Regions from separate parts of the Mus musculus genome. Here region 1 is linked to region 2. Evidence: chromatin loops called from intact Hi-C (ENCODE). Cell type or tissue: heart. All regions are shown on one strand. Each heading gives the region's core, and the rest is flanking DNA. Links, peaks and the distances in the headings are about the cores only.

The links. Peaks named below come from ENCODE experiments on the same cell type or tissue, not always from the same donor. Only the 100,000 strongest peaks of a DNase experiment are listed, where the experiment ranks them.
Region 1: it touches region 2 in a loop (2.2-fold over the local background); 7 of 42 quality-filtered maps call a loop at or near these places.

Annotation. Positions count from the first base shown.
Region 1 is chr14:25,446,349-25,459,948 of GRCm38, reverse strand. It overlaps Zmiz1 (zinc finger, MIZ-type containing 1), which reads right to left and starts at 764. Exons shown (of 24, transcript NM_001310666.1): 1 at 393-764. In heart, for the core only: no CTCF peak of the experiment used is centred there; DNase peaks (open chromatin) are centred at 5,478 and 8,648; H3K4me3 peaks cover 967 bases; H3K27ac peaks cover 6,422 bases; H3K27me3 peaks cover 374 bases.
Region 2 is chr14:25,389,030-25,405,918 of GRCm38, reverse strand. The region is part of intron 1 of Zmiz1os1 (a long non-coding RNA gene); the gene reads left to right. Gm32645 (a long non-coding RNA gene) reads right to left here and starts at 4,197. Exons shown (of 7, transcript XR_003951092.1): 1 at 3,561-4,197; 2 at 2,606-2,733; 3 at 2,187-2,358. In heart, for the core only: no CTCF peak of the experiment used is centred there; DNase peaks (open chromatin) are centred at 8,788 and 10,858; H3K4me3 peaks cover 766 bases; H3K27ac peaks cover 5,428 bases.

The DNA of each region.
Region 1 (13,600 bases), core at 4,259-12,258, 54 kb before region 2:
TTCCCGGGTCCTCTCCTCCCTCCTCCGAATCCGTATCCCGGCTGGCTCCCGACTGATCGGAGCGACGGCTGGGAGGCGCGCCGGCAGGAGGCGGGCACCGAGTCCGAGCGCACAACCGCACCGGCGCCCCGTACACCCGAAGAACCCCGGGTCCCCGCGCTCATCCGGAGCCGCTCTACACAAGCTGGGCGCTCGCTGGTGGCCAGAGCCTCCGCCCCCGGCGGCCAGAGCAGCGGGCCGAGCCTGCACGGCTGGCTTCTTTCGCCCGGCCAGAGCTAAACCTTTAAGAGGAAAGCCCTAGTATAGTACACGGCGCTCGCACCCCGATGATCCGCCGGGAGCGGGTGGAAGCCTCGGTGTTAACGGGCGCTTGGCTCTGTCCCCAAACTTACCGGGCGCTGCGAGCACCACTGCCACCGCTGGAGGACGCGCCGCCGCCACCGCCGTGTAGGGCAGGCTGGAGCCGGGAGGAGCGCAGCGAGAGCGCGGAAATCCACTCGGCTCCGACTCCGGCTCCGGCTCCTCACCGGCCGGGGCTAGGGTCAGCGCGCTGCGCGGGCGCTGCTCGCTTGCTCTGCAGCCGGATCGCTGCTCGCCCGGCCGGCAGCTTGCTCTCCCGGGCGCCCGCCGCCGCCGCCGCTCGCTTTTTTAATGTCCACAGACAGTGAAAAGGAACTCGGCGTTAGGGGGTGAGTAAGTGAATCAACTCGCCCGGAGCCGAGCAAGTTGAAGTGTCAGATTACATTGGCTATTCTATTTCCAAAGGGCCCCGCGCCGCCGGCCTCCCGCAAAAGCCGGCACGGAGTCACGGCGGGAGCGGAGTGCCGCGCCTCCGGCGCGCAGCTCTGCTTGCCTTGGTTCGCTCTCCATCTGCGCGCTCGCTGCGCTCTCCTTTTCTCTTTTCCTTTCCTTTCCGCCTCTCTCCTTTCCCTTCTTTTCCTCCCTTTCTTCTCCGTTCCCAGGTCTCAGCTCTTTTCCGAACCCTGTTAGGCACCGCGCCACCCTCACCCTCCTCTGCTGCTCGTTCACTCTCGTCCCTCTTCTCGCCTCCCTTCGCTGCTCTTTAACGCCCCCCTCTCCGCATCCCATAAGTTTGGAGCGGAGAGACTGATGTGCCTAGGAAGGGATCACATTGGTAGGAGCAAAATTACTTCCAGAAGGCGTACCCCGCTTCCTACTGGTCCCCTGCAGGAGTGCACTGAGACCTCAGGTGCTGTCAGCTATCTGAATTGGGGTGACTGGATTGCTAATGAGACACTGTGTGCGAAACTTCCATGTAGATTTTGGGATTATTCCTAAAACAGGGTGAGAGAGGGTGAGAGGACCCTAACCTTCACTACCACCGGTGACGCAGGGGAGACTAAAGTGCGCCTCCATTGACATCTTGAGAAAGAGCGAGAGGTGCAGCGAGAACCATAAATACCCACTACTACTTGAAGTTAAGAGCAAGGACGCCTTAGTGCCTGGTAGGGAGCGCCTGGGGCGCTGAGAGCCGAGCGCTCCCGCTTTGCAGAGGTGGAAATAACCCAACCAAGCCCACAGCCCAGGGCTGGGCTCCACTCCTACAGTGGCGAAGAGCACTCACGAAGCAGTTAGGTGCGCTCACTTGCGGAGGTTCCCCTCACAGACCGGCCCCCAAGTGTATCCAAGTGCGCACTCCCTTTGGCTCTTGTCCATTACCACTCACACAGAAACTCCTACACAAACGGCAAACGGGTTTGCGCCTACCTTACAGCATGGCACGCATACTTCTCATAGCACGCATGACCCCCTCCACACACTTGTACACACACTTTCCATCCCAGTTATGCCCGTGCACCTGGAGTCATACAATTGAACACACAAATATAGTGTACACCACCCCCGGTACGTTTAAAAACAAAACAAAACACGAGGCATTCCCCCGTGCACTACCTCTCACATTCGCGTACACATACCACACATGTTCCCCTTACTCTTCCACATCCCTTCCTCAACCCCACCCGCCTCTCGATTAGAGGTAATGTAGTCCTAAAGACAACAAGCGTCTAGGCTGGACCCGCGCGCGCGCGCGCGCGCGCACGCGCTCCCCTTCAGGACAGGCGGGGGAGGCTTGGGTCTGAGCCCGCTAGGGACTCCAGGTGTGGCGATAACTCCGTGCTCCGCGTTTTGCAGGCAGCCACGGTGTCGGAGGCGAGGCGAGGAAGGGAGCTGGAATAACAAAGGCAAGTTGGGAAGAGCGCAAGGGGGCGCAGCCCTGGCCGGGCCGCGGGGGGAGCCCTGCACTGCCGGGTCGTCGGAGGCTGCTTGGCCGCCAGCCGGGGGAACCGGAGGTGGGGAGGAAAAGTGGGGGGAGAGGGGCGGAGCCGCCGCGTGACGTCAGAGAACAATGACACCGCTGGGGGCGGGTTTGGGCAGGCAGCCCGGGCGGGGGTCTTTCTCAGGGCCTGGGGCGGGCGGATGAAGTCTTGGCCTCGCCAAGGCGGCAGTTTGATTGACGAGGTCCGCAGGGGAGCGCAGACGTGCCACGCAGACTCGTGAGTCCTGAGCCTCCTGGGTGGTGATCAGAGCGCACCGCAGGCCGACAGGGGAGCCGGCCGGACAGCTCCCCCCATCACAGACCCCCAGTTTAGAATATCCTTCAGAGGGCTGGCTGATCTGACCTCGGCTTGAACTCCTTCAGGGCCAGAGAGATCACTCCTTCCATCACCAAGACAAGAAGGCAAAATGCGTTTGCTCGCTTTGAATCCATTCTCAAAGCTGTGACTGTCTGGCAGCTGAGAACTCAGCCTGGAATTCCTGAGGGTAGACTGCAGCTCAGGTCCACAGGGACATTGGGCAAGGGTATCTGGGTGCGGGGGGGGGGGGGGGAAGCTACCTTTCTGGAGGCAAATTCTGACTCCTGCTGCTTTCGGGTGCAAGTGGGGGTGGGGTGGGGGCGGTGCTCATTTCTGGCCTCAGTCCTCGGACCTGTCACAAGAGATGAACTGTTAGCAACTTGCTCCACCACCCACCCACAGGTGGCAGCTGAGTATCCCCGGGGAAAGTGGGTGGCATGAAATCACTTCCAGACCTCTAGGGACACTGGAATGGCCTGGTCCCAGTACATTTACAACAACAAGAAGAATACCTCCCCCGACTCCACCCCAGCTTGTGGATGGCCCGGGTTGGGCAGGGCAGTCTGAGAAATCCTGGAAAGCTGGACTTGAAAGATGAGAAATCAGTTTGCTGAAGAAGCCACAGGCATCCTGCTCTCAGGCACAGCATCAGCACACCCAGGAGGCCACCACCGTCCTCAGCACCAAAGCCCCTGTCAGCCTTAAGATGCAAGAATAGACCCAAACAACAGCAGGGCCAGCTCCCGTTCCCTTGATGACCACCAAGTCAGGGCACTCAGCTCTGTGGGTCTTTCTCCAAATTTGTAAGTAACCTGAGCTAGTCACCTCTAAGAAGTGGAGAAAATGGTGACCTATGGTGAACATTCATGTTCAAAAGCTCCTGCCCAGAAGAAGGCCTGTCCCATCCCCTTTCTTTAAAAAATTACATCTCGTTTATTTATTTATTTGAGGGGAGGGACACACATGAAGATCAGAGGACAACTTTGAGGAATCATTTCTCTTTTTCCACCAATGTAGGTCCTAGGGATTGAACTTGGATCCTCAGTCTTGATAGGGTGTACCAATGGTGAGCCATCTTGCTGGTACCCAACCCCTTATTTCTAGCCTACATGTACACCTGGAAATCCAGAAGTAGCTGCAGAGGCTGGAGGAGTCTAGCAGGACAGAGCCCATGTTGCTTTCAGCCTTCCCCGCCCACCAAGCATGACAGCTTGAGGGCAGTAAATCTAAGAACTCACACCCAGGCCTCTTCTGAGGGCCCACACCTGAAGCACTGGGATTCCCAGGCCCTCCTTATCTCTGTTTCTCTGCTCAAGGGGTTACTGGGCCAGCTGGCCCCCTCTGGAGTCCTAGAAGGGATGGTTTATTTAGTGCCTACTGTGTGCTGAGTGAGGACATCATGACATTCACTTACTGCCTGCAGTTAGGGACACTACTGTCCCCTCCAGAGGAAAGTGAACTGTCAATCTTGTCCACATGCTGCTCAGACTCTCATTAACGAGGCATCTTGTTAGCCAGCCACTCTGCATTCTTATCCAGAAATTCTGTGTAGCCCTGGGCAAGTTGTTCTCCCTTTCTGAGCCCTCTGTAAACTAAAGGCTAAGTCTCATAACACTGATCAAGCCTTGGTGTTTGTCTACTCCCTGAGTTCCCAGTCTCAGCTTCAGCAGCAGTAGGGCCTGGGTGGAAACAGAGATGGAAAGTCCACTCTGTCAAGTCGACTCAGGTTCCTGTATTCCCCCTGGCTCAGAAGGCAGCTTCCGAACCCACCAGACTGGGGGTTGTGGAATGCAGGCTCTGCTTACACCCACCTTTCCAGCAGGCTTAAGTGCCTCTAGTTTCCTACCCATCAAGACTGAGGTGGGGGCCGAGTCTGAATCCCAGGAAGCAAGGATTCCAAGGGCCAAGAGGGAGGCATTGATGGGAGGATCTGTGCAGCGTGCAGTGAATATGGCCTCCGGACCAGGCTGCCACCAGGTGCCAGTTCCTGCCTCTCTGCTCTGGAGCCAAAAGGCATGTGAAAATGGAACTCACCGCTCCCCTCTCCTTCCATGTCTCCAACCTGGTATCTCCAGGCTGATGGAAGAGCACAGAGATTACCTGGATGTTCTGGGGTAGGGTTCCAGGTCCGGCTGCACCCCGAGCTCATCGCATTACCAGGGATGATACAGATGAGGTGACCTTTGGAGCGCTTCAGGAAGACCTGCTAAGAACTGGTCTCTGTCTGTCTAAGCCCTTCTAGGTCAGTGAGTAGTGGGGACATAATTAGTCTTCACCTGTGCTTGAGCAGGAACCTTGGAGTCCTGCCCAGCTCTGTACCTATATATCTTAGGAGTAGATAGTTGATCTAGCACAGAAAGCCTGGACCCTCTAGCACAAAACCTCTATGTTCCAACTAGATTCTTCTCCCTTTTCCGAACACTAGAAAGCCGATGTGCCAGTGTGCGATTCCCAGAACTATGGCCTTCTGGGTCTCATCTGTATTGGTTTCTTGAGAGGCTGGGGGCACATTAAGACAAGGTCTTGCCATATAGCCCAGACTGGCCTTTGAACTCAAAGAGTTCTGCATTGGTTGAATGCTGGAATTACAGCTGTGAGCCATCATATACCCAGCTAGGATGTGTCATCTTGTCGTGCCATCCTCTGATCCTCACCATGGCATTTCGATGAGTGATTAAGATGTGCTACAGAGAGAGGCGGTGGCTTCCCCTGGGCCACAGGCATGGAAAGTACAGAGAAAGCTTAAAAGGTGGGCCACTTCCTGCAGCAGCGCCCTCTCCCTACAACTAGAGTTCTGCCAAGCAGCAGGCTGGGACCGGTTTGTGAAGGACAGCTGGGGAGATGAACTCAGCATGCCAAGGTGGAGCACAGTGACTTCCTGCCTTCATTCTGCAGCACCGGCTCCCTGTAAAAGAGCTCAGGCGTCTCACATATGCAGGCTTCTCACACTCTCCTGCCCTAACCTGTCTTCACGCGCTCCATGTTTAGTGGCTTCCAGGAGAGCCACCAGCGCATGCATACAACTCCTTGCATGCTTTTGCACAAGCTCCTTTTGTCTTCTAAGACACACCCATGCCAGCCTTCCAGTCCATATCTGCAGCCACCTGCTCAGGAGCCTGCTCTGATAATATCACCAGCCAAGATGTCTACGTCATCTCCATCCCTGAGTGCTGCCAAACTGCCTCTATATCCATGTGACCATAGCGATTGCCTGTTCAGTTCCTGCTATGGGCCAGGTCCTCAGTAGCTTGAACTCTGGCCCTCACCTGAGTTGAGGATTAGTACTAATGGCTCCATTTTACTGGTAAGAAAACTGAGGCCCTGAAAATCTCAGTCACTAGTGTAATACCTCACGGTGGAGAGCTCTTTGGTACCCGAGGCTTTTTGGTACCTCCAGGGGTAGCATGGTTCACTGCTCTATGCTATCACCCAGCAAGTTGCCAAGCAGTAAGTACAGTGGCGATATGGGGCACACATGGAGAGACCAGGCTCCCAGGAAAGACTGCCCAGATCAGATGCCATTTCTTAGGTTTGGGGAAGAAAAATCACTGCTGTTGGACAGGTGCCTGGAAGGCAAGCTCTCATGGAAGCTGTAGAAAAGCAGATGAGGGTGGAACACGCACCTGTGCAAGATCACAGAGACCAGATAGTATCTGGGCTCCCAAAGTGACAGGCATTCCTGCACTCTGCAACCTGCCTCGGAGCATCTTTAACCGTGTTCTTTAGGAAGGACACATGGTCCCAGAGGCCTTGAGGATGCTGTTGTTCAGTGAGTGGCTCCAGTTCTTTCCCCCCTCAATTAAAATGAAAGAGAAGAAAAAAAGAGAACCCGAAACATTGTTTCCAGTTGTGGCTGCTGCCAACTGGAATGAGAATCCCACTGAGTAAGATGGATGGAGTAGGCGCTAGCCACCCAGAGACCTTGCCTTGGTCCTTCTGCAAGTACCAGGTGCAGTTTGGGAGGGCTGGAGGACCACCGCCCACCATCATAGTTTCCTTCCTCACCCACCTGTAGCCTTGGATGAGCTGGACCCCTTCCCTGGCAGGTAGCCCCTCACTCTATCAAGAAAGATCTGTAGATACCTGTCTGAGGGTGCTGCAAAAATCTCTCTTCTAGGACATCACTTTAAACACTGGTTTAATTCCAGGGTGAACATGGGAGGATTTCCTACCCCCCCCCCCCCAGGGAGGAAGGCCATCTGCAGGGGTGGAGGAATGGGAGCCTAGAGGCACATCCATCAGCTCTCTGCAGAGACAGCTACCCATTTGCTCTTCAGAAAGGGCTCCCCAGACTCCACGGCCATCACCTTCTGCTTACATCTCTTTGAAGAATCTCTCTTGCACCGGAACTCTGACCTTTCCAGACCATGGACAAGTCTGACCCAGGTTACCTCAATGATCAGCCCTGCAAGAGCAACATTCTGGTCACTGGCTAGGGTCTAAGAGGAAGCTGCTACCAGAACTGGCTTCCTACATGCCCTCCTCCCCTGGGAAAAGCACTTCTGAGTTTGTAAAGAGCACTTCCTGTCCCGTGTAAGTGCCACAACAGCCTCAGGAGGCAGGCAGATTGTACCATCCACTTTGTGGAAGAAGAGGAAGAAGAGGAGGAGGAGGAGGAGAAGGAGGAGGAAAATGGCTTGGTGGTTTGGCCAATATAACACACATAGGGGATGGGCAGGGTCTTGTCAGGATTTGAACTCTGATCACTTGATTCCATGTCACCAACCGAGGTGATGTTTCAAAAGATGTCACTCCTAGCCCCAGATGTTGCCACGAGACAGGATCTCAGAGACTTTGGTTCATTCAACAAATAATTGTTGATTATAAGCTGTGTCAAATACAGAGCTTAGTTCTAGGGATCCAATAAAGAGGAGACAGATGGGATCCATGCCACCACCATCTATCTGATAATTCTGATAGAGGAAACCAGCCAAACAGGCCCCATGCAGACAGGCCTGATCCCAGAGCTTCAACCCATGTGCCCCAGAAGAAGCCCAGGACCCAGGGCCCACAGCCTTGGGCTCCTGCCCTGGTTTTTTCGTCTTCCTAGCTGTGTGGACTGAAAAAGGTTTTCCTGACATGTGTAAGCACACAGCTTCTCCCATGGTTTCTAGGTCCTTGCCCTACTCCCACCTTCTAGGTCAAGTGGTTAATGATTTCCTGGCATGAGTAATTATCCTGGTACAGTGTTTTCTTAAACCCAACTTTTCATGGGCACTTGAAGGCAGAGAGGGGCTTCTCGGGTCATCTGACTTGAGCCCCTCACTAAGCAAGAACACCTTAGCCTCATTTTTCCCAGGAAGTAACAGCCTCCCCCCACCCCTCTCTCACCCTTCCGGAGTAGATAGACTGCTCGCTCCTTCACAGAGCAGACCTCTGCCCAGTGGCGTGCTAGTAAATGTTTAACACCTGGCTCTCCAGACTGGGGTGAACCTGATTCGTAGTATCTGTTGATTCCCTTAGTGTAAATAGTCCTACCACAGTGGCCTGGTGCTGCATGCTTAGCAGTTCACACAGTTGGTGAAAGTTTAACCGCTGTCATTCCTGAGTCAGTACAAGCAGGCTACAACACAGGGTGGCCCCCAAGAAGAGTCTGGTCTGGCTTGACTCTGCTGGAAGTTTTTTCTGCTATGGAGCAAACCGTCTCACTGACCATGTACATCCCTCCACATCCTGATCTGAATCCTGTGAGATGGGTAGATCCTGGGCTTATCGAGATGGATTAGGCACCTTCCTCTCTGCCCTTCCTCCCTCCCTCCCTCCTTTCTTCCCTTTCTTACTCTTCCTTTCTCAAATATTTATTGGGCCCTGGTGACCCGGGCTGTGGTGCTAGGTACTGTGGCTACACAGTATCTTTTGCCCCTGGCTCCACCTACCCTGCCTGTCCACTTCCCAGACCCCACTCAGACCGGCTGATCCCCACTCTCCAGAGTTTGTGTTGACAGCCACCCTTTCTCTTCCTGCCATGGGCAGCCCTGCCTCCCGAAGCCTTTATCGTCCCTTTTGACACTTATCACTTTCTACCTCGGATTACAGCTATTTGTGTACAGGGCTTATCTCCCTGCCAGACAGAGAGGCAGCTCTGGTTGTTGAAAGTGTGGACTTTGGAGCCATGTGACCTGGCCTTCCATCCCAGCCCAGCACAAGGGCTATGCTTTCTCTGGAGCTCACACACCTTTGGGAACCTCCGTTTCTTTATCTTCCAGGCAGGCCTGGTGATTAACCACTTTCAAGATGGTTTTGGCTATTCAGTGGGATTAAAATGTAAACCCCTTTTCCGGTTCCTGTCTGGACTTCCATCCTCTTCTGGGTAGACCTTGCGCCAATGCCTCTTCGTGGTCTAATCATTAGACTCTAATACTATTTATAACAGACACATATGTAACAATGCAAAATTCAGGGTCTTAGTCCAAGAGCTTACCTATGGGGATGCATTTTATCCTTCCAAGCTTGGGACACTGGAACTAATCTCTCTCCATCAACAGCAGACAGTGTGCTGGGTATAGTAGCACACACCCATAATCCCAACACTGCAGAGGCTGAGGGAGGAGGAAACACCAAGAATTGGATGCTAGCCTGAGGACCCTTTCCCAGAACCAACCAGTCAAGTACAAAGATAAATTAAAGCACAGACAGGTCACGCAGATACTGAGTGAGAGCTAAGATCTGAATCCAGAACAACCTGTTTTAGAATCCCAGCTGTTGAGCTGGACACAGTATGTCGGGGGTGTGAGTTGCATGTAGTTTATAGAGGCTGGGAGTGGGGGTGTCTGTAACGTTCCAAGCCTTTGCACATCCTTACCCCGGCCTAGAGACAGGGTGGAGTGATGCATTGCCCTTTTGGGACTCCCCAAAAATAAAGTGGTTAACATGGGAGGAAGCAACATCTCCAGACCCTTTGCTCGGGGACAGGGAGGCCACTGATGGATCAAGCAATGTGAGGAAGATCACGGGACATAACAAAAGGAGATAGATGGAGGAGTGAAGGTAGCTTGTAAGTGGAGGCATCAGAGGCTCATCTAGGAATAAGGCTCACAGTTTTCAGTAGACTGTTGGGCAGTCCTGCAGTGGCTTTTGTTTCTTTTTTTTTTTTTTTTTAATTTTCCTTTGTCTTTCTTTTTTGTTTTTAAATTAGATATTTTCTTTATTTACATTTCAAATGCTATACCCTTTCCTAGTTTCCCCTCTGAAAATCCCCTATCCTCCCCCCCCCCTCCCCAACCCACCCACTCCTGCTTCCTGGCCCAGGCATTTCCCTCTACTGGGGCATAGAACTTTCACAGGACCAAGGGCCTCTCCTCCCATTGATGATTGACTAGGTCATCCTCTGCTACATATGCAGCTAGAGCCTCAAGTCTCTCTTTGTGTCTTCTTTGATTGGTGGTTTAGTCCCAGGGAGCTCTGGGGGGGGGCGGGTACTGGTTAGTTCATATTGTTGTTCCTCCTAGGGGGCTGTAAACCCCTTCAGCTCCTTGGGTACTTTCTCTAGCTCCTTCATTGGAGATCCTGTGCTCTGTCTAATGGATGACTCTGAGCATCCACTTCTGTATTAGTCAGGCACTGGCAGAGCCTCTCAGGAGACAGCTATATCAGGCTTCTGTCAGCAAGCTCTTGTTCGCATCTGCCATGGTATCTGGGTTTGGTGGTTGTTTATGGGCTGGATCCCCAGGTGGGGCAGTTTGTGGATGGTCATGCCTTCAGTCTCTGCTCTGAACTTTGACTCTGTAACTCCTTCTATGGGTATTTTGTTCCCCATTCTAAGAAGGATCAAAGTGTCCACACTTTGGTCTTCCTTCTTGAGTTTCATGTGTTTTGCAAATTGTATCTTGGGTATTCTGAGCTTCTGAGCTAATATCCACTTATCGGTGAGCTGCAGTGGCTTTTGAAGACAGAATAGAGCAAAGATAGCTGGACTGACCTGGGCCAAGTTGATGTTCTGATTCTCTAAAATCGTCTTTGAGCTTCCATAGTCTTAATTTCTTACCTCACCTAAAGTGGGGCTCATCTCTCCACTATCCCAAGTTGTAGTTTCTCCTGCAGAATAGGCATGAAGAGTGGACCTTGCAGTTAGTTCACGGGTGAACCAGATGGCAGGAGATGTCAGCTAGAACCCCTTGAGGTTAGAGGTGGGTGGACTTACTTGGGGGAGAGAGAAGAACCAGGTAGGGCCAAGAGGAACCCAGCATGGATTGGGGTGGCAATACCAGGTCTGCTAGTCTTTCTCATCTATTTTCTGTTGCTAATTGCTTAGTGCTTGCCCGCTCTGTTGGTGTCTAAAGGGGCTGACCCATGCGGAACCCTGTTCCTCCCACCAGCTTAGGATAGCCCAGCCATGGATCCTGAAGGCAGGCCTTATAGAGTACATTAAAGAGTCCTTGAAGAACATATGTCTCAGGAACACTATGAGACCTGCTTTCCTCTGTAATTCTGCCCAAATCAGTGTTCCTCCCATTCTCCTGTGAAAACTGGGTCTCAGGTGTGTGACAGGGCCCTAGAATGAAAAGTGACCCTTCCCCCAACCCAGGCAGACTCTCAGGGCCCTTGGAGGCTTGGAAGGCTGTGGGGAGGGGTGCGGTGAAAGGGTGAATTAATCCAGGCTCACCCTCAGGGGTTCTCTATGATGCTAATCTCTTCTGCTTTTGATGCATCCTCCCCCAACCCCCACCTCCCCAGTCCCAACCCAGTTTGAGCTGGAGCCTTAGTTCTACACTGGGGCTGGGATTAGAGCTCCCAGGGTGAGGCCCACTATACCCATAATGAAGCAGAAGGGGTTTATCCCTGGGCAGGAGACCAGAGTCCAGGTTACGTGCCTGCATATGCATTGCACTCTTCTTTGCCAGAACTTTCCCTCTCCTGGTCTTGCCCTCTCCTCTGCAGAGGGGCTCTGGTCATTCTATGTCACACAGAAGCCCAGTGTGCCCTTGGGACCTGAGGCTCTGGTCATTAAGAGCAGAGTCCAGACTGCAGTCCTGCCCCAACTGCAGAGGCTTTATTCGGGTAGTTTTTGTTTGGTTGGTTTTGACCAACATTGATAGAAGAACCATAATTGCCAAAGGGAACTAGATCACGCATAGTCCCTTACGGTCCTCACGGCCCCTGTAATAGGCCTACAAATGGGGAGGCATAGTGTCTCAAGGAACTGGGTACTAATGTGGTACAGTCTGAGAGAATGTGGTACAGCAGCTCATCAGAGTCCACCACTGTACAGAGAGCACAAGACCCAGGCAGATATGCATACTCCGTGTGAAGAATGCACTGGCTTTCTATGCATGTCTTCCTTTCCATACCTAGTCTTGTTCTAGAGATGACCTGAATCTACTGTGTGCCCAGTGGAGCTGGGAAGAGAGCCCAGGCCCCTACAGTGCTGCACAGCAGGCTGGGGCACCTTTGAGGATGCCAGCCTCAGGGGAATCATAGAGGCCTCTCAGCCAACCCAGCCTTGCAACATCCCTGTAAACCTGGCTTTATACACAATTAAAGTTTTACTACAGTATGTTTCCTACATATAGAAGACTATTTGTGAGCTATGAGCACATCAGGCCAAAAGCTCCTGATTATTTAGACACTGGGGAAGACCTGCCTTTCGACCCCTTACTTCCTAGAAGGAACCAGTACACTAAATGTGGTCATTACTCCCTTCCTTTTTAAAAGAAATCATTTCAGGACACCTGTATGGAATTGCTGGGCTAACTGCACCTTGGAGACTCAGAACCTGGGACACACGTTCCTGGTGCAGCCAGCTGGGCAGGGCAGCACCTGGCAGCTGGACATCCCTTGAGCAAGGCATGCTGAGTGTTTGTCTGGGTGGTGCTCACTACCCGCACCACCCCCTCCTTCCCACTCAAGGGTTCCCAGCTCCTTCTTCCAGCTCCAGCCCCAAGGTGTCATTGCAAGGAGGCCTTTCTTGGGAGATCTGATCTCTGTGTCCATCAGAGTCTTTAGGCACCCAAAGGGCACCCACTCGCGGGGCAGAGATGTTAGGTAGCTAATACCCAGATCCCAGGGGATCTGAGCCTTGGCCCCAAAGCCAACATTTCTAGAGTGACTCAGCGTAAGCTGAGTGCATAGAAGCCCTGGGGAGAGACTCCATGGATATGGACTTCCTCCAAGGACCTGTGGATTAGTTTGGCCTGTGAAATTGGAGATAAGTCTCAGGGAGGCTCCTAGTACTTGGGGGTGCTCTGACACCCCCTTGCTGAATGTATAAGTTATTAGACATGCCTACATGTGTGGTTGTTAACACATAGGCATGCACATGTGTGTTCACACACACATACACAAACATGTGTACTATGCGTATAATATGATCCCAAGTCCACAAGTGTGTGCAGCATGATACAGGAACTTTCTTCTCCTCATGGACAAGCCTGTCTGATCTCTGCACATCACACAAGGCACATATATGAAGAACGTATCATGCACTAGATCACAGGGACCTGAATAACTTCACCCTACATTGCCCACCAGCCCTCAAGCCTCTAATTCCATAGCCTCAGCCTCCCAGACAGAGTCCCTAGCATCCAGGGGCCTGTAGGTCAGCAGTGGGGCCAGAACCATGACACCAGCAACCATGTGACCAGTGCTTGCTTCTCATGCTAAATGCCACCAGCGCAGGGCCTGCTAGAACCGAACAAGGAAGCTGGCAGCAGGAAGGTCCCAAATCTCCCCCTTCTCTTTTGCTTCCTGGGACCTAAGCTGTGCATTCCCCCAGTGACATTTCCACGAGTGTCCTATAGGAGGGTGCACAGCTGTAGGCAACAGCAGAGACTGAGGACGTCCCAGAGCAGAGTGAGACTGAACAGGGAGGAACAGCTCCGCCGGGTGTCTGAACTGGGAACTAGGTCATCCCAGCCGCGATGTTCATGTACACATATACACACATGGCTATACACATGAGCCAAGAAAGGGCAAAGGAACTAAGAATACACAAAAAGCTTGTTCCAGGCCTTTCAGCCTCTTAACTCAGGCTGTCCCCAAAGGGGACCATCAGCTGCAGTGCCCAC
Region 2 (16,889 bases), core at 4,694-12,693:
GTGAACACTGAGATGTTCACTGGCCAGTAAGTGTTTGAGTCTGATCCAGGCTGACTTCTGTCCACAGAAGGGTCAGAGAGACACTCTGAAGGGACAGGTTGAGTTATGAATGAGGATGACCAGACATTCTGGGGAGAGGTCCAGGACACTCAGAGGTAGATGTGTAATTTGGAATGTCTGTTGGGAAGATGGCCTGGGAGCATTGGTGTAGGGCTATGGCACTGGGCTGGGCCTTTATTGATGGTGTCACTCTGCTTCAAGGATACATAGGGTCTGCCACCACCTCCACTCTTGGGAAGAAGGACAGATTCCCACTCAGACTCACACCAGCTCCGAATGAAGGACAAACAGCCCTGTTGGTTAATTACCCCCAGAGTACCAGGTTATGATGCTGTAGACAAGCAACCTGAAAGGACAGTCATCATCAGAGACTCCCACCCCCACAGTCGGTAGTAATGATTTAAGGGGTGTGTTCCCAGGTGGCTGGAAGCTGGTGTGAGCCCAGGCACACGGCCCAGGCTTTCTGCCAAGACAGAGCTAGGGATGGGCTGGGCCCTGGGTGGGAGGAGTTGTTCCTGTCATTCTCTTAGACTTGTGTGCCAGAAATGACCTTGATGTCTCCACTGGCTGTTCCCTGTCACTCTGTCCCCAACAAATATGGAGGGACATTTTAGAATGAGAAGCCCTGAGAGCCCTTCTTCCATCTGTTGGCTGCCGTAATTCACCAGTGGGCTAGTGCATCTGACCCATTTACTTTTTTGTTAAATGTTTTAAAGCCTTATTGATTGTTTGTGTGTGTGTGTGTGTGTGTGTGTGTACATGTGCATGCATGTGTGTGCACACACACACACGCACGTGTATGAATGCCTAGGGCTCACAATGTGTGGAGGTCAGAGAACAGCTTTCGGGAGTCAGTTAGTTCTTTTCTGTTTCTAAGGATTGAGCTCAGGTTGTTGAGCAGTAGTCAGCAAGAGCTTCCTACCCACTGAACCACCCTGCCAGCCCATCTGTCACTCTGACTCAACAGAGGTGCCCTCTTCCTCTAGGCATGTCTCCTCACCCAAGGGTTACCCTCTGGTTAGCCTATGTTCACCTGTACTCTGAAAGACGCCCCCTCTTCCAGATTCTTTCAATTTTCCTGGACCAAGGGACGCTTCTGGGTTACCCACCTATTTACTTCCTGGCCAGACTAGCAGAGCAGGTAGGGACAGTGTGGCCCAGAATCCACCACACAGGGGACATGCGGGACTCCACCTCAGTTTCTGCAGAATAAAACTTTATGTCTAGAGAGAAGGACAGATGCAAGTGGATAGTGCAAAGGTCCCCACAGACCCCCACTGTTGCTGTATGCAGGGCCAGGGCAGATCCTTTCAGACGGCAAAATGGTGGCTCTGGAGCCAGACAATGTGTGCTCAGCTCCCACCTCTGCAGTTTGCAAGCATGGTGGCCCAGGCAGGTGGCTAGGCCTCTTTTTTTCTCCTCTGTAAACGGCTTTGCAACCCTGATCCTGCACAGATTTACTGTGTGAATGAGTTACGTTCACATATGACAACTGTACTTATTCCTACTTTATGAGTGACTCTGGAAGCCCCTGACCCTGAGTGAGCCTGAGAAGTGACCCTGAGAAGCCCCAGGTATGGATGTTGGTGGCCTGAGGAAAGACAGCAGAGGGGAATGGCCAAGGGCTGGCAGACAACCTGGTTGCCTGGATTTGAAGCCTGTCATGGACCTCACAATGGGACCTGAGAACATATGATGTTCTGGGCCCTAGTAAAAATAGCTGTAAAGTGCCGGTTGAATAACGGCTGCTTCCTTGTGGCATTCCGAGACACACTTAGTGTGCTAATGTAGGTGAGGTTAGTGCCAGGCGTCCGCACATGCAAACTCTCAAGTGACTGCCACTCGCATTCGACAGGTGGGCAGGACATGACTTACTATTACAAGAGGAGGTCATTTTAATTCGGTTCTACTTGAATCTCTAGCCAAGGCACAGACTGTTTCAGCCTTCTTCCCCTCCTCGAGGTTTAGGCTTCCTGTGTCTTCGAAATCCCCCCCCCCCTTTTACTGATAACTGGAGACCCTTGGCCACCCTCCTCTCGACCCAGCCCACTGACTCTCCCTGAGGGGAAGTGTTGAGGGTACCCACTCTCCCTGAAGCAGCACCAGCTAAGTCTACTTCATCTCACCTTGCTGGATGCGATGGGTCCCTAGGGCATCAGTGCTCTTTACGGGCAAGGCCACCACTTTTCTCCCTCTTCTCCTGTCTTTTGAAGCCCGTCTGTCCACTCAGCACGTTGGCAGGAAGCTGGATGGTTCCCCTCTGTCCTGCTTCTGTTTGGCTTCTGTGGGCTCGCTGAGCTGCATGGGGAGGGAGGCGGCAAGCTGGGATCAGTGCTTGGCTACTGCTTCTATGATAAAGGCCTGAGCGCACTCTTGAAGCAGGCACGTTCACAGTCATGGGCAGGGCACCTCTTGGTCTAGGGATGGAGGCACTGGGGGTGGTAGGCGGTAAGCTCAGTCAGCAGCGGGGCCTGGAGGCTGGGGAGGACTCTGAGCTGGTTTTTTGAAGAGCTCATCACAGGACATTCTGGAGGGACAAGATTACCACTGCAGCTCTCAAGGGAAGATATGACCTCACACGTATGGCCTCCGGTGTCCTGAGATTCTGCTGGGCTGTCAGTCTCCCGAGGGGCAACCATTATTGACAATGGCCATTACACCTCCCATCAGCTTCTGTGGGAGCAAATATAAAACCTTTAGAATACATTCACAAGCAGGTGGGCTGCAAGGAGGGCTTAGAGAGCTTGTTGTCTTTCCTCTCCCAGACCAGAGGCCATCCTGGACACCTCAGAAATAAGACAAGCCTTGCAGCTATGTCCTGAACTTCTTAGGCCAGGCTCGGGACCAAACCATTGCTGGAGCCCGGTAGCCACTTCTCTGAGCCCGAAAGCACTTAACGGGGTGGCAACTAATAACATCCCCTTCCCAAAGGTGGAGAAACTGAGTCCTAGAGATGGTCAGCAGATGGTCAGCAGAGGATCCACAGCCACAGACAGCCAAGCTAGGCCTGAGGCTTGGCTCTGCAGCCCTGGTCTTAGCCAGCAGGATGACCCCTGCAGAGTGGTTAAGCAGGCAGTGGGCAAGAGCAGGTGCTGTGAAGGCTGAGTCTGTCTGAAGCCTCAACTCCAGGGGGCTCTTGGGAGAAGCAGAGGAAGAGGTCTCAAGTAAGGTCTTCTTCCTTCTGATTGGATAAGGTGGTTGTCAGAGGGACTCTGATTGGATAAGGTGGTTGTCAGAGGGACTCATTGTCCCAGGGCTCTCTGGCTAGCTGCACATAGGGATCCACCCTCAACCCTCTACACCCACCCCACATCCCATGAGACAGGGTTTCTCTGGATAGTCCTGGCTGCCCTAGAACTTACTTTGTAGACCAGGCTGGCCTCAAACTTAGAGATATGCCTGGCTCTGCCTCCCCCGTGCACACATAAGGGATCTTTAACAAAAATACTAGGTATACTGCAGCTTGACTCAGCCTCATGGCTGTCACAGGAAATTCTTACCTCCTCTGGGAGTGCCAGGATAGTGACTTTCCATTACTCAGGTGTCTGCTGGGCTTTTACCACCCACTAGATCCCTTCATTCTGTCTTCACCCCAGAGGTCTGTGTCCTTCCTGTCCTTTGGTTTTATCTGCTTCCTCTTCGCCTCACTGTCCCCTGCCTCTTGCCAGTCACCACCACCTCTTGTCTGCCGAGGACAGAGGCCACTGGTTCTCGTTGCTTCTCTGCACAGGTGCCCTTCAGCTTCACGGGGTCTTCACAGCACCACTATGTGCTTCTGGTTCGCCCAAGGCCTCTTAGGTGAAGTCCCAATCTCTGCGCTTGTCCTTGAATTAGCAGGGTTCTTGGCCTGGGAGCAGCAGTAGTAATCAGAGAGGACTTCCTGGAGGAAGTGACAACTAGGTTGAAGGACAATGGAGAGTAATGCTGTATGCTCACAGGAAAGGCACTGTGGGACAACAGTAGCTAGAGCCCTTCCTGAGAGACCCCACCCTCACTGTCCTCTCTGCTTATGGGATTTCTGAGAGGAAGCAGAGGGGCCGCACTTCCTGCCCTGCACAAGACATTCTGGGAAGTACCATGGCGTGGCAGAGGGTGGGCAGGCAGCAACTACATAGGAAGAGGGCGCACCCGACAGCATTTGCTGAGCTCAGATAAAGGGCCCAGGAATACCCAAAGAGGAAGAGACTGAGTTTGCAGCCTCCTGGGTGTGGGCCTTTGGAGATGAACAGGTCCAGATAGACAGACGCCAATACCAATAGTGTGGTGATAAGAGGTTTCAGGGGGCGGATCTCCAAACTCCATAACAGGGAGTAGGCAGGGAAGCCCCGTATGCCCTCTTCAGTGGACACACTGAGACTCTGGCAGGGGGCTCTCGTGGAGAGAGGAGCAAAGGGTCTGCATTCGTCTTTTCCTTCTGTCAACTCATCTTTCTGACCTTGGGCGTTTGGCGCTCCTGAGGCAAAAGTGGACAACAAGCCTTATCAGAGAAGCTGGTTTGCCTGAACGCAACAGTTGTAAAATGGATTCCATTGTGCACACGAGTTGTTCAGAAAAACAGGATAGATCTGACTTGTGGTACAAGGTGAACTGATTTCTCTTCGGGCTGTCTGTCTCAAACTCAGCTCCCAGCTCGAGGGAACGAGGGTCTGAGAGGCCGGGGCCTCCAGCTGCACGTTGCAGCTGACACTGGATGATGGGCGTTGCTTCTCCTTTTTTGGGTCCTCAGTCTCTCTATCTGTGTAATGGGAATCTTAGAAAACGAAAGTGTGTGTGAAGAGGTATGTGTTGGCCACGCTTGTGGGAATGCAAGGGCAGGGTGCAGGCTTGGCCTCAAGGCTCATGAAACTCAAGGTCTGGAAGAAAGTTTAAGAATTAGCAAGACTAAGAAACCCCACATGGAAATACAGTTCAAATGTAAGGGGCATACAGTTCAGGCACTGAGTGGGGCAAGGTAGAAATGCTACACCCAGAGAGGGCTTCCTGGAGGAGGTGGCTTCAGCTGAGACCCGTGGGAGGGAGGGAGTAGGTAGAATGGGGTGATGTTTAGGGCTGGGGTTAGGGAGAAGATGGACGTTTACCTGAATGGCTCTAACTGACTCGACATCTTTCAGCTGTTACCCTGGGAAATCTGGTCTACACTGGAAAGAGTCAGAACTCCACAGTGTATCCAGGAATGGTGGAGAGGGTCTGGCTGTGCCTGGAAGATTCAGTAATGAATCTTAAGAGAAATTCTACAAGTCAGCACTGGTGGGGTTCACAGCCCCTGAAATGCCTCTCTGTTAGTGCTGGGGCATGTAGCTCAGTGGTAGAGCTCTTGCCTAGCATGTGTAAAGTCCTGGGTTCTGTCCTATCCAACCCCACACCACAGCTCCAAAAAATAAGTGTACGTCTTTTGTTTATGCAAACACGGAACGGAACAAGAATGATCAAGTGCCATCTCCTCCAAGAAGCTTTCCTGGATTTTTTCTGACAAGAATGTTATAACTTTTGAGGGCCCTACCCTGGATACATTTTTACACCCCCTATTTCCTTTAGAAAGACCTCAGAGGCCTTGAGTCCCCAGCTTCTTACTGCTTTGTCTAGCCCTTGACCCGGCTGGCAGGCCTGAGGGTTGGGCATTATTCTTTGTGTCTGCCTCAGTACCCTGTATGACCCTTGGTTTAGGGAGAGATGAGAATATGTCAAAGGAGACTTCAAAGACTTCCCTTGTGTACACAGCAGCCAGCTCTGGGCCAGTGCAAGACAGGCTAGCTGGTTCAGATGAAATCTCAAGCAAGAGACTCACACATTCCCCTGGGGCTTGTGGGGCCAAGTCTTTGTCCTGAGCTACTGGTTGGCAGTTGTTTGTCTGTGGTGGCCTAGTGACAAGTTCTAGTGTCTTCAGTATGTCCCTTGTCCCTACTGAAGTGGGACTCTCAGAAACATTAGCCCACCCTGGAAAAATGAGAATTTCTATGCCCAGGGATCGGCTAATGGAGACCAACGTCCCTTGTCACCGCACTAATGTTCAGAGAGAGCCTTGGACTCCATTAGGAAGCTATTTTTAGTAGGACACGAATTAAACACCTTTACTGGCTGTTGGAGGTCAGGGAGGTGATGAAGTCCTAGAGGCAGAAGGGAGCCATCTTGCTAAACTTGGGACCTGTTCATTTCCCCCTGGCTTTCTGTGGCTGCCTGTCATCTGTCAGCACTGCCCATGACCTTAGGAGCTCTTGGGCTTTCTGGAGCTGGAAAGGCAAGCAGAGAGAAGGAGATGGGGAGGAGGAGAGACCTGATCTGTGTGAACACAGGACCTGGCCAGTGTGTACACATGGCTGTGTCAGAGTATAACTAACATCTGTGTGCAAGGAGCTTATCTGTCGAGCTGGGAGGGGGGGGGGTTATGGTTTGCTGTAGAGCGGGGTTCTCCTCATCACCGGAACCCAGCCCCTGGTTCTTTGAGAGGCTCCTGTGAGGGAAGGTACAGTGTAGGGCAGCTGAGTATGCTCAGCCTTGCCAGTGTGTTTGCTGACAAACATGGGTGGGCACTGCCTCTGCCCTCTAGGGGTGTGAGTAACTTGGAAGGGTCTAAATGCAGAGCCCCACTTGAGGACAGAAAGAGGCCCAAGTGTGCTTCCTGAATGCACAACATGTGTGACCCAAGGCCTGTCCTTGCCTCCCCAACACCCCCCCCACACACACACACACATACACACACACAGCATCTTAGGCAGGGAGCTTTCCAGTCTTCCATGTGCTTTCTGCCTCTGCTCTCGGGACAGATGAAGATACTCCAGGAACAAGGGACCAAGTGGGATCTGGCCTACCTGTCCCTACCTGCCCCTCACCTGGGGACTGGCGCTGCTCTGTTTCCTCTTGGCCTTGATTTCAGCCTTTGAATTCTCTACCAGATAGATGACAGTTGCCACTAACCGGGATGGAAGCCAGTGCAGTTGGGGATGGCAGGGGGACGACATCTTTGCAAGTGTTCTCCGGTCACATGGACCTGGGCTAGGTTGGGCAGTGTGACCTTACACAGCTCATTTCTTATTTTGGGACCTTTCTCCCTTCCATTTGCAAAAAAATATCCTCAGGAAGAAATGAGAAGGGCCCAAGCTGTTCTAGCACCTAGAAAAGGTGTCACACACAGTAAGTGGCTCTTGCTGTCCTCCCCTGGACACTGAGCTGGTTATAACAGGCTTAGTGTCTTTTCCAAAGGGGTAGGTGAAAAAATTCTCATGTTAGAGGTGCTGGCTAGGTGTCTCTCCCTTGCAGCTAGCTAGCCCTGTCAACCTGGAGTCCTATTCTTTAGGCCGAATGTCAGGCTTTGAGTCCCAGGTTCATCTCTGTGTGTTTATGAAAGGGGGCTTGCTCCCTGAAGGCAAGTGGTTTCCACCTTTCTCCATGATCTTCATGGGTGCCTGGCACAACCTCAAATTTAGTGGCAAAGAAGGACTGGTGTGTTGTATACAAATGCCCTGAGCAGGGAGCTAGAGTTTGTTCCCATGATCCTCTTGGTGATAAGGAAACTGAGGCACGGGAGGAGGGGCTGTGTGGGGTAGATAGGAGATTCAGTGGGCAGGAATAGGAAAGGCTGGCTTGGAACCTGGGCCAGAGAGGAAGCAGGGACCCAAGGGGAGGAGGGACCAGCCTGCAGTGAAAGACTGGACAGTAGAGGAGAGGGCTGGGGTGAGTGGGGATCCCCAGGCCGAGGCTAACAGCATCTGGTGGCCTGGGAGTGCAAGCGAACCCACATTTGATGTGGTGTGACAGTTTCTGAGTGTCTGGGATGATCCAGGCTCCCTGCTCAGCACTCATTCATTCCATAGTCACCCCCAGCCCCCACCCTGTGCTCGGTTGCTGGTGTTGCCAGGCAGGCTGCTGCCTAGCGCTGTTCTTTGGTCATCTGGGGCCAGGGCCCTGGGATAAGACTCAGTCCCACAGGCACAGCATGCCTCAAGGCTGCAGGTGGCCTTTGTGGCCTCTGTGCCCTGGCTTTGTTTTCCCCAAGTGGCTACACAGAGGGAGGAGGGAGGCTGGGCGGCCTTTGCATGTGGCAGCAAATTTGGGCCATTGATTTCCATTTATTTCCTGCTCAAATGATCCAGGCCGGCTGCTGCTGGGGGTGGGGGTGGAGGGGGGTGCTCTTTAGCATTTTAAGTTTGCAGATAATTGGAGGAAAATAACTCCAATAATGAAATCTCTGCTGGATCACATTCTGATACGTGACAAATCAATTCATTTATGATACCTTCTTTGTCACACTGAGCCATTCTGGCGCTCAGTGGAAACCTCCTAAATTAATAAAACTGTTAAATCCATGAAACCCTCCGTTCTGAGCTGCACATCGCAGCACAAGTTTGAATCATTAAGGGAATAAAACTGATAAATGTGAGTGGGGGAGTGCCTTTGTCTGGAGAGGGGCCGGCTTTCAGGGCAGATAATTGTCTTCAGGGCCCATACAGCCTCACTGGGGTAGCAGGGGGCGGGGCGGGGGTGGGGCCAGGCACACTTTGAGGGTGGAAACCAGTCTTGACCTTACCAGCGTCTGGAACAGGCTGCTTCAGTAGTGAATTGTGTAGCTTCAAGCTTTTTAAAAGAAAGTATGATTTAATAGCAAAGAGAGAATATAAAGCCCTTATTGAACTCTGTCAAATTTGACTTGGCTTGGCAGGGGATTTTTTTCCAAAATGACTACGCTTGTCAGATCCCAAACTGTTCAGGGAGGCGTGGTTTAATAAATAGGGCGGAGGTGGGTGGGGCTGAGCTCAGGCAGGCTGAGTGGCCTCTTAGCTAATCTTCTTGTTAGCTGCACGTCCCTGAGCAGGCTGCTGGGCATCTCTGGGCTTCTGTTTTCTCAACTGTGACTTGGGAGCTGGGAGGAGGACCCTACAGCGATGAGTGTATAAGATGTACAGGAAAGTGCAGTGTAAACTGTCACGTGCGAGGCAGGGGTCAGTGAATGGTGTTTTCTGTGAATGGTCCCTGGAAGTTAAGGGATTCTGCAGTTCTTGACACACCAGGATAGATTGCTGTTGCTGTTGTTGTTGTTGGGTTAGATGTAGGTGTTACATGATTGTGATGGGATCTGCTGTGTGCTTCTGTGCAATATCCTACACTGATGTCTATTCCTTCGCATGTACACAGAACTAGCAGAGTCCTTGTATCCCAGCATCCCTCATTTAGTGTGGCTTGGCTCTCAAGCAGGGAGCAAGGAGGCCTGCACCCAAGATGCCAGCAGAGGCACCTCATTTCCTGCCCAGACAACCCAGTTCACAGATGCTTAAAGGACTGGGCCAGGAAGGGCAGGTGGGAACCCTTGGCCCTAAGCGACTGCTTTGCTTACCTCTTACTGCAACAAATCTGGAAATTTCCTGAAGACACCTGAGCCTTCCTCTACTTTAACTTCCTCTAGAGTCCTCTTTAACCGAGATCCCTGGAATGGTTGGAGTAGCCAGCCCCATCCTTGTCACTTGTGGGTTGTGAACCTACAACCCGAGAAACCTTTTGTGTTGTACAACACTCATTTATATGTTATGCGTGCATAATTGAACAAAATTTAAGGAGACTGCACTTGTCTTCAGTTCAGGAAATGCATGTGAGTCTACTCTATTTTAATCTTCTAGCTTTTATTCTACTCTAGTCTCTCTCTGTGTCTCTGTCTCTGTCTCTCTCTCTGTATAGTGATGTGCGCATGTGCATGCTTGAATGTGTGTATGTTTCTGTGCACATGCACATGAGGACTGACGTTAGCATTTATGGGCTTCCTTGATTGTTCCCTACTTTATATATTGGCACTGGGTCTCTCACTTAATCCAAAGTTCTTCAGTTCCAACTGGTCTAGTTAGCCTTGTCCTGAGGAACCCCCTGCCCGATCTCTGCCTCCTGAGTGGCAGGATTACAGATGGCTACCATGCTTGCTTGGCTATTATGTGGGTTTGGGGGATGCAAACTCTAGTCCTTATGTTTGCATGGTTAGCTTTTATCCACTGAGCCATTTTTATTTATTTTTAAATATGTAATTATGTGTGTGTGTGTGTGTGTGTGTGTGTGTGTGTGTGTGTGTGTGTGTGTGTGTGACATTCAAGTAGGAGCCTTTGGCGGTCAGAAGAGTTTTGGATCCCCAGGAACTGGAGCTACAAATGGTTGTGGGCCACCATGTGGGTGCTGGGAACCCAATGTCTGTCCTCTGTTAGCGTAATAAATGCTTTTAACCACTGCACTGTCTTTCCAGCTCCTGTTCTTGGTCTTTAAAATGATGCCTTGGTCCACTAAATTATCTATCTGTGCTACTAGTGGATGTGACCCACAGTTTAGAGAATTTGGATCTGGCCCGCTGCTCACCTTTTTGACAAGGGACTTGAGCATGAGTGCCATCCAGCCCAGCCATGTTACTGTATGGGCTGTGCCTGCCCGACTCCTGAAGGCATATGCCCCTCACTGCTGTAGTTGTCTGGTAACCCTGAGTTCTCTCACAGCCTTCCCACTGGTCACTCTGTGTAGGACCCAGGACCTATAGATGGAGATGGACTGTCACCATCAGCTCCACTCTACCTTCTTGAACAAAGGATGGAAGTGACAAGGTGGCTCAGCTACCCTCTCTGCTTCAGAGAGATCAGAGAAGGTGGGGGCAGGGAGCCCATGTCCCCGATATAATGAGCCGCGTGGCCACAAACCTGACAAGTCTTTGCTCTGCAGCATCAGGAATCCCTGGCAGCCACCAACACAAGCGCTAATTGCCAGCTTGGGCAAGGACGGCAGCCCTGACATCCATATCAATTATGGCCACTGGCCATGCCTGGGAGACAAAGGTCTCAGAGGCTGTCAGGCTCCAGTGTCAGAGCTCTGTCTGCCAAAGAAGACACAGAGACAATAGCCACCTATCACTACTCACTGCCTTGGCAGGCTGTGCCTGGGTGGGGTAGAGCCGAGCCTGACAGGTGAGGGGCCAAAGCAAGACAGCCAGGCTGTCTTACTGCTTGGACACGATGCTTCTCACACGAGTATGTGTGTGTGTGTGTGTGTGTGTGTGTGTGTGAACTCATGGGGGGCGGGGGAAATTGCTGGTTCAACTTTTGATTCATTCTGGTGAAAGTTTCCTGTGGGGAAATGGAAATGAACTTGGAAACATCCCCACTGGTGTTATCTACTTCCTCTTCCTCTTCTTCCTCCTCCTCCTCCTTCTCAGATTTATTTATTTTATGTTTATGACTGCTGTATTTGCATGTATACCTGCATGCCAATAGTGGGCATCAGATCCCATTACAGATGGTTGTGAGCCACCATGTGGTTGCTGGGAATTGAACTCAGGACCTCTGGAAGAGCAGCCAGTGCTCTTAACCATCTCTCCAGCCTCTTCTCCCTCATTAGTGATTTTTATGCTGAGAGCTGTGTGGAGGGGACAGAGGCCTAGTGGTGGCTTTTAGGACCGCTGGCCATGGTCCTGCACAGTGCGTTTGCTAACTCAGGTTGGGGTGAACTTTGAGTATTGGGACTCCAGTGTTGAAGAGCATCCAAATAACTTGGAAAGATGTTGGTCACCCTTGTCTGTTTCTGATTAGTGTCCCTGGGGTGGGGTGTAAGCAAGCCCTTACTAAGCACCCAGGTCTGGCCTTAGGCCATGGTTCTCAGCCTGTAGGTTGTGACCTCTTTGTCACACTTCTATCTCTAAAAATGTTTACATTACAATCCATAAGGTAAGCAACTTACAGATATGAAGTAGCAATGAAAATAATTTTAATGGGGGTCACCACAGCATGAGCAACTTCATTAAAAGGTCACAGCATCAGGAAGGCTGGGAATCACTCCCTCAGGCCAATGTATCCCATGACAGTTAGGAATGCGGCCCAATACAAAATCATTAATGTACTTAAAACATTATGACTTTTTTTTGCGTGCACATATGTTTATGTGTGTGGCTGTGCACATGTATGTTCCAGTGAATATGCATGTGTGTGTGTGCATATGGAAACCGGAGGTCAGTATGATATGTCTTCTACAACTTCTCTTTCCACTTCATTTTCTGAGGAGTCTGTTTCTGAGCTTGCTCTTTCTCTGCTAGGCTGTCTGTCTGTCCATCTGTCTCTACTCAAGCCCTGTCACTTTTAGCACTGAGGTCTCAGATGTGCACAGCCGGGCTCATTTTTATGTGAGTGCTGGAAAACCAGACTTAGGCCCTCTTGCTTGTGTAGTAAGCACCCTCAGCAAGTCACCATCTTAGCCTCCTGGATGGTACGTCTCTGTGTCTGACTTATCGGCGTGTAATGCTTCAGGGGGCATGGCTCTCTAGCGACATCTCTTTCCCATTGATAAGGAGTATTCTAGTGCTTTCTGTCTCCAGTTCTCAAACATTTGCACTGCTTCCAAGGTGTGACGATTCCACATAATCCTATGTCCAACACTTATGGACCATCCTTTTGTGTGGTTGTAGATTTCCATTTCTTCCTGGACTCATACCGCAGGGTTATATGGTCAGTGGACACTGTTTAAGGAATTATCCGGCGCTCCTCCAACATGGCAATTGCAGCCTGGTGTGGTGGCACACTCTGGAATCCTGGCATTCCCGAGATTGAGGCAGAAGGCGCAAGGGTTCAAGGGCAGCTCTGGTTACAAAGTGAGACCCCATCTCACAAGACAAAACAAGGCCAAGCACAACAGTAAGTCCGTAGTTCTGCATGCTCACTATCAGTGGGTGAAGGTTTCAGTTTCTCTACCTTCTCTCTAACGCCTGTTGCTTCCTGCTTTTTAAGTTTTTTTAATTTAGTTAGAGCCATTTTTTATAAGGTACATGAGGTGTCTCCTGTGGTTTTCCTTCATGTTCCCCTTTGACTAATGACAGTGAGCTGCTTCTCGTGGACTAGTGGTTCATTTGTTTCTCTTTGGTAACAAGCTTATTTCTCTGTCCATCCGTCCCTCTCTCCCTCCCTCCCTCTTTCTTTCTATTCCTTTGGGAATTGAACTCAAGGCCCCCCGGAACGCTATGCATAGGCTCCACCATTGAGCTAACCCTGCTCTGGTTGTTTGTTTCATTGAGATGTAGATTTTCTTTGTATATCCTCAATATGTCTCCTTCACTATTAGTTTTTATTTGCAAGCGTTTTCTTCCTATTTGTAGTTGTCTTTTCACTTCCTTTTCAAAAGAAATATGTTTATTTTGGGCATTGGGGTAGCAGTGTGTGATGGTTTGTATATTCGTGGTCCAGGAGTGGCACTATTAGGAGGTGTGGCCTTGTCGGAGTAGATGTGGCCTTGGAGTGGGTGTGGCTTTGATGGAGTGGGTGTGGCCTTGTTGGAGTAGGTGTGTTGCTGTGGGCGTGGCTTTAAATTCTTAGTCCTAGATGCCTAGATGCCAGTTTTCTAGCTGCCTACAGAACAAGAGGTGGCACTCGCAGCTTCTGCACCATGCGTGCCTGGATGCTGCCATGCTCCCTCCTTCATGTTCCTTTTCATTTTCTTAACCCACCTCCCCTAGATGTGGTGTCAAAGTTCATCACTTTCATAGTCTGACATCATTTTTAAAATTTATAGATGGTGTTTTCTTGCCACTGTTGAGAAATCTTTACTTAATCCAAAGTCACAAATAGTTTCTCTTGTGTTCTTTTCTCTCCCAGACACTGTAGAGTTTTAGTTTTTACCTTAAGAGCATGGATCCATTTTGAATAATTTGATGTACAATGTGGAGTAAAAAGAAAATCTGAGTGGATATTTTCATTTTGGCAGATAATTATTCAATTGTTGGGACATCACTTATTGAAGAGTCTCTGATTTCTTCATTAGATGTACTTGATAGTCTGTTGAAAGGTGACTCAGTGCGCGTGCAAGTGTGTGTGTGTGTGAGAGAGAGAGAGAGACAGAGACAGAGACACAGAGAGAGACACAGAGAGAGACAGAGACAGAGACAGAATCTCCTGACAGCACTCTGCAGTGCTGACCTCCTGTCTGTCTCTGCGCTGGTCCAGTCCTGCCATGACTCTGCTATAGACTCTAGTGCAGCTTCCACTTGGCCCTGGACTGTCTGGCTGGTAAGATCCCTTCTACCCTGCTTCATCCCCACATAAACCGTAGGATCAGCTTGGCAGCATTTGCGAGCACAGCCTGTTGAGAGTTTGATGCAGATGTGAGAGGAATTCTGATGGTGATTTTTTGGTGGGAAATTGTCATCCTAACCACTTTGCTTTCCCATTTGTGAACACTAACTTAGATTTCCATTTATTTGTGCGTCCTTTCATTCCTTTCACTAATATTTTCTTTTCTTTTATTTATTTTTTTGTCTTCTGAGTATAATTGTTGCTTTTGTTGGCTTATTTCTAAATATTTTATTCTGTTTTGTGGCATGAATAGGTTATTTTCTTAATTTTATTTTCCAGCTGTTCATTACTACTTAATAGAAATACAATTGATTTTTGTATCCCAATCCTTTATTCTGTGGTAGTCTTAAAATGAATGCCTTAGGCAGGCAATGGTCATGCACGCCTTTAGTCCCAGCACTCAGGAGACAAAGGCAGGTGGATCTGTGCTCAGCTTGGTCTACAGAGTGAGTTCCAGGACAGCTAGGGCTACACAGAGAAACCCTGTCTCAACAAACAAACAGAAAAACTACTTACTGCCTTGATATACCTCTCAGAGATGTTAGGTCTCAGGAAGTGCATATGTCCAGAAATCACAGTCTTGGCTCAATTTGAGCTGAACTCTAGAAGGATTTCTGGCAATTAGACAAAAGTCAGCACTCCTCAGGAACTTGTGAATGGTTTCTGTCAGCCAAGAGTAGCCATTTTCCTGGCCCTTGGCAGAAGGACATGTGCCTCTCCATTGACATACACCTGCAGCATGATCTCAAAGCCATGCTGTTCTCCAGGCTCCTGCAGTCCCCATTCAAAAGTCCCTGTCATACATCTCAAAGCCTCCACACTGAAATCCAGGATCTTCTCACATCTCCTCTAAACCCCCAGGTCTGCCCCAACTCACAGACTTCCCTTCCCCAGCTACTGTCCCCCTCATAGCCACGACTTTTCCACACCTGGCTTCCCTGGCCTTGTCCAGTCTGCTGCTTTTTCTCTCTGCTCTGAACTCTTCCAGATGCCTCTGAATGCACTCTCTCTCTCTCTCTCTCTCTCTCTCTCTCTCTCTCTCTCTCTCTCTTTCTCTCGTGCGCGCGCGCGCGCGCGCTATTAAAGCCTTCGTATGGATCATTCTAGTGGTTTCTTAATGAGCCCTCTTTTGCATACAATGGGAGTGGGTTTTTGGAAGTTCTTACCCAGTAAAATATGGCAGACAATGTTGTGTAGGTCTCTAGGCCCAGATTTTTAGGAGTTAGTAGTTACTGCATCCTGGCTGCAGGACTCTGCACCAGAACTGAAATTCAGCCTCCAGAAGTCCAAGGGGCTCACAGAAGAGCCCATCAGAGGTGTCTGTGGGGAGGAACCCAGCCCCAGCCTAGGCAGTTCAGCTTGCCAGCCTTTGAGTGTGCTCTCCTGGGAGAGGCTCCTGCAGCATCTGACTGAGCAGCTTCAGCTGGGGCTGGTAGAGTTGACTCTGGCTTTATAGCCAGGTCTTGACTTATACTTGTGAGCAAAGCAAAAACCAAAAACCAAAAGAACAACCCCCCCAAAACAAACAAACAAAAACAAACAAACCCAAAACAAACCAAAAAACAAAAAACAAAAACAAAAATCCAAAAAACCAAAAAACAAAAAACCAGCAGCTGATCACATGATCATTGTGTTTGTTCTGTTTTGTTTTCTGGGTGATTTGTTTCTTGAAACTCAGGGACATTAGAGGGAACATCTGCCCTCTGTGGTTAACAAACTTGGTGGGGAAGAAAGGGAGGGAGGGAGAGGGAGAAAAGAATGGAGGGAGGGAGGCAGAGGGAGGGAGGAAGAGAGGAAAGGGAAGGGAAGAAGGAAAGGAATCAGGAGGGAGGGAAAAAAGAAAGAGGGAGAGAAGAGAAAGAGGAAGGGAAGAAGGGAGGGAGAGGGAGGGAGAAAGGAAAAGAAGAAGGGGTAAAGGGAGAGAGGGAGAGAGGGAGAGAGGGAGGGAGGGAGGGAGGAAGAGAGAGAGAGAGAGAGAGAGAGAGAGAGAGGAGGGAAGGGAGGGGATGACTTGAGTGTTTACACTGTGATAGACCCTTGTTTTGATTTGCCTGAGTTGAACATCATGGTCTAACCACAGACTCTTTATGTGTGTGAGACCCTAGGTGGGCCCTCCCTCCCTCCCTGTGTAGCTTATTCTCTCCAGCTGTGCCTATGGGGTCACTAGATTCTCTCCACCAGACCCCAGCAGAAAGGCTATGGCCTCTGAGGACCCTCCAGTTAGCTGAAGGGGAGCTGCTCTCCAGCTGCCTGCTCTGCTTGGAGTAGAGGGTCACGTGGGTTTTCCCCTGCCCCGGGTGGGGAGGGCATGTGGACAGAGTTTAGGGGAGGGGCAGAAAGCTCTCCTTCCCACTCTGCTGGGGACTGTGAGAAGGGGGTGTGAGCAGGAACTGAAGAAGGGCTCCAGGACTGAGCCTGACTGCTTTGGGGCAAAAAGGGAGGGCTCTTCAGGGATTGGAGACAGGGGGAACTCTGCTTGATTGAAGACACTCCAGGTTAACATTAGGATGCCTGCCTGGGTCCTCGGAGCCCTGGACTTGCTTGGGCTCCATTTCTAGAACGAAGGGGAGAGAAGGAAGACTAAAGGCTCAGGTTCTGTGGGTAGGACTGCCTACCCAGGCCCTTAAACAACCAGGCTCAGGACAGGACACCACTCCTATGGTCCCTCCATGCCCAAAGTCTCCATTTGTTTGCTTTCACTGGAGCCTCCCTCTCAAACTCATAAGGCCCTGGGCTGTGATATGGAAGGTCATGCTGGGTTTT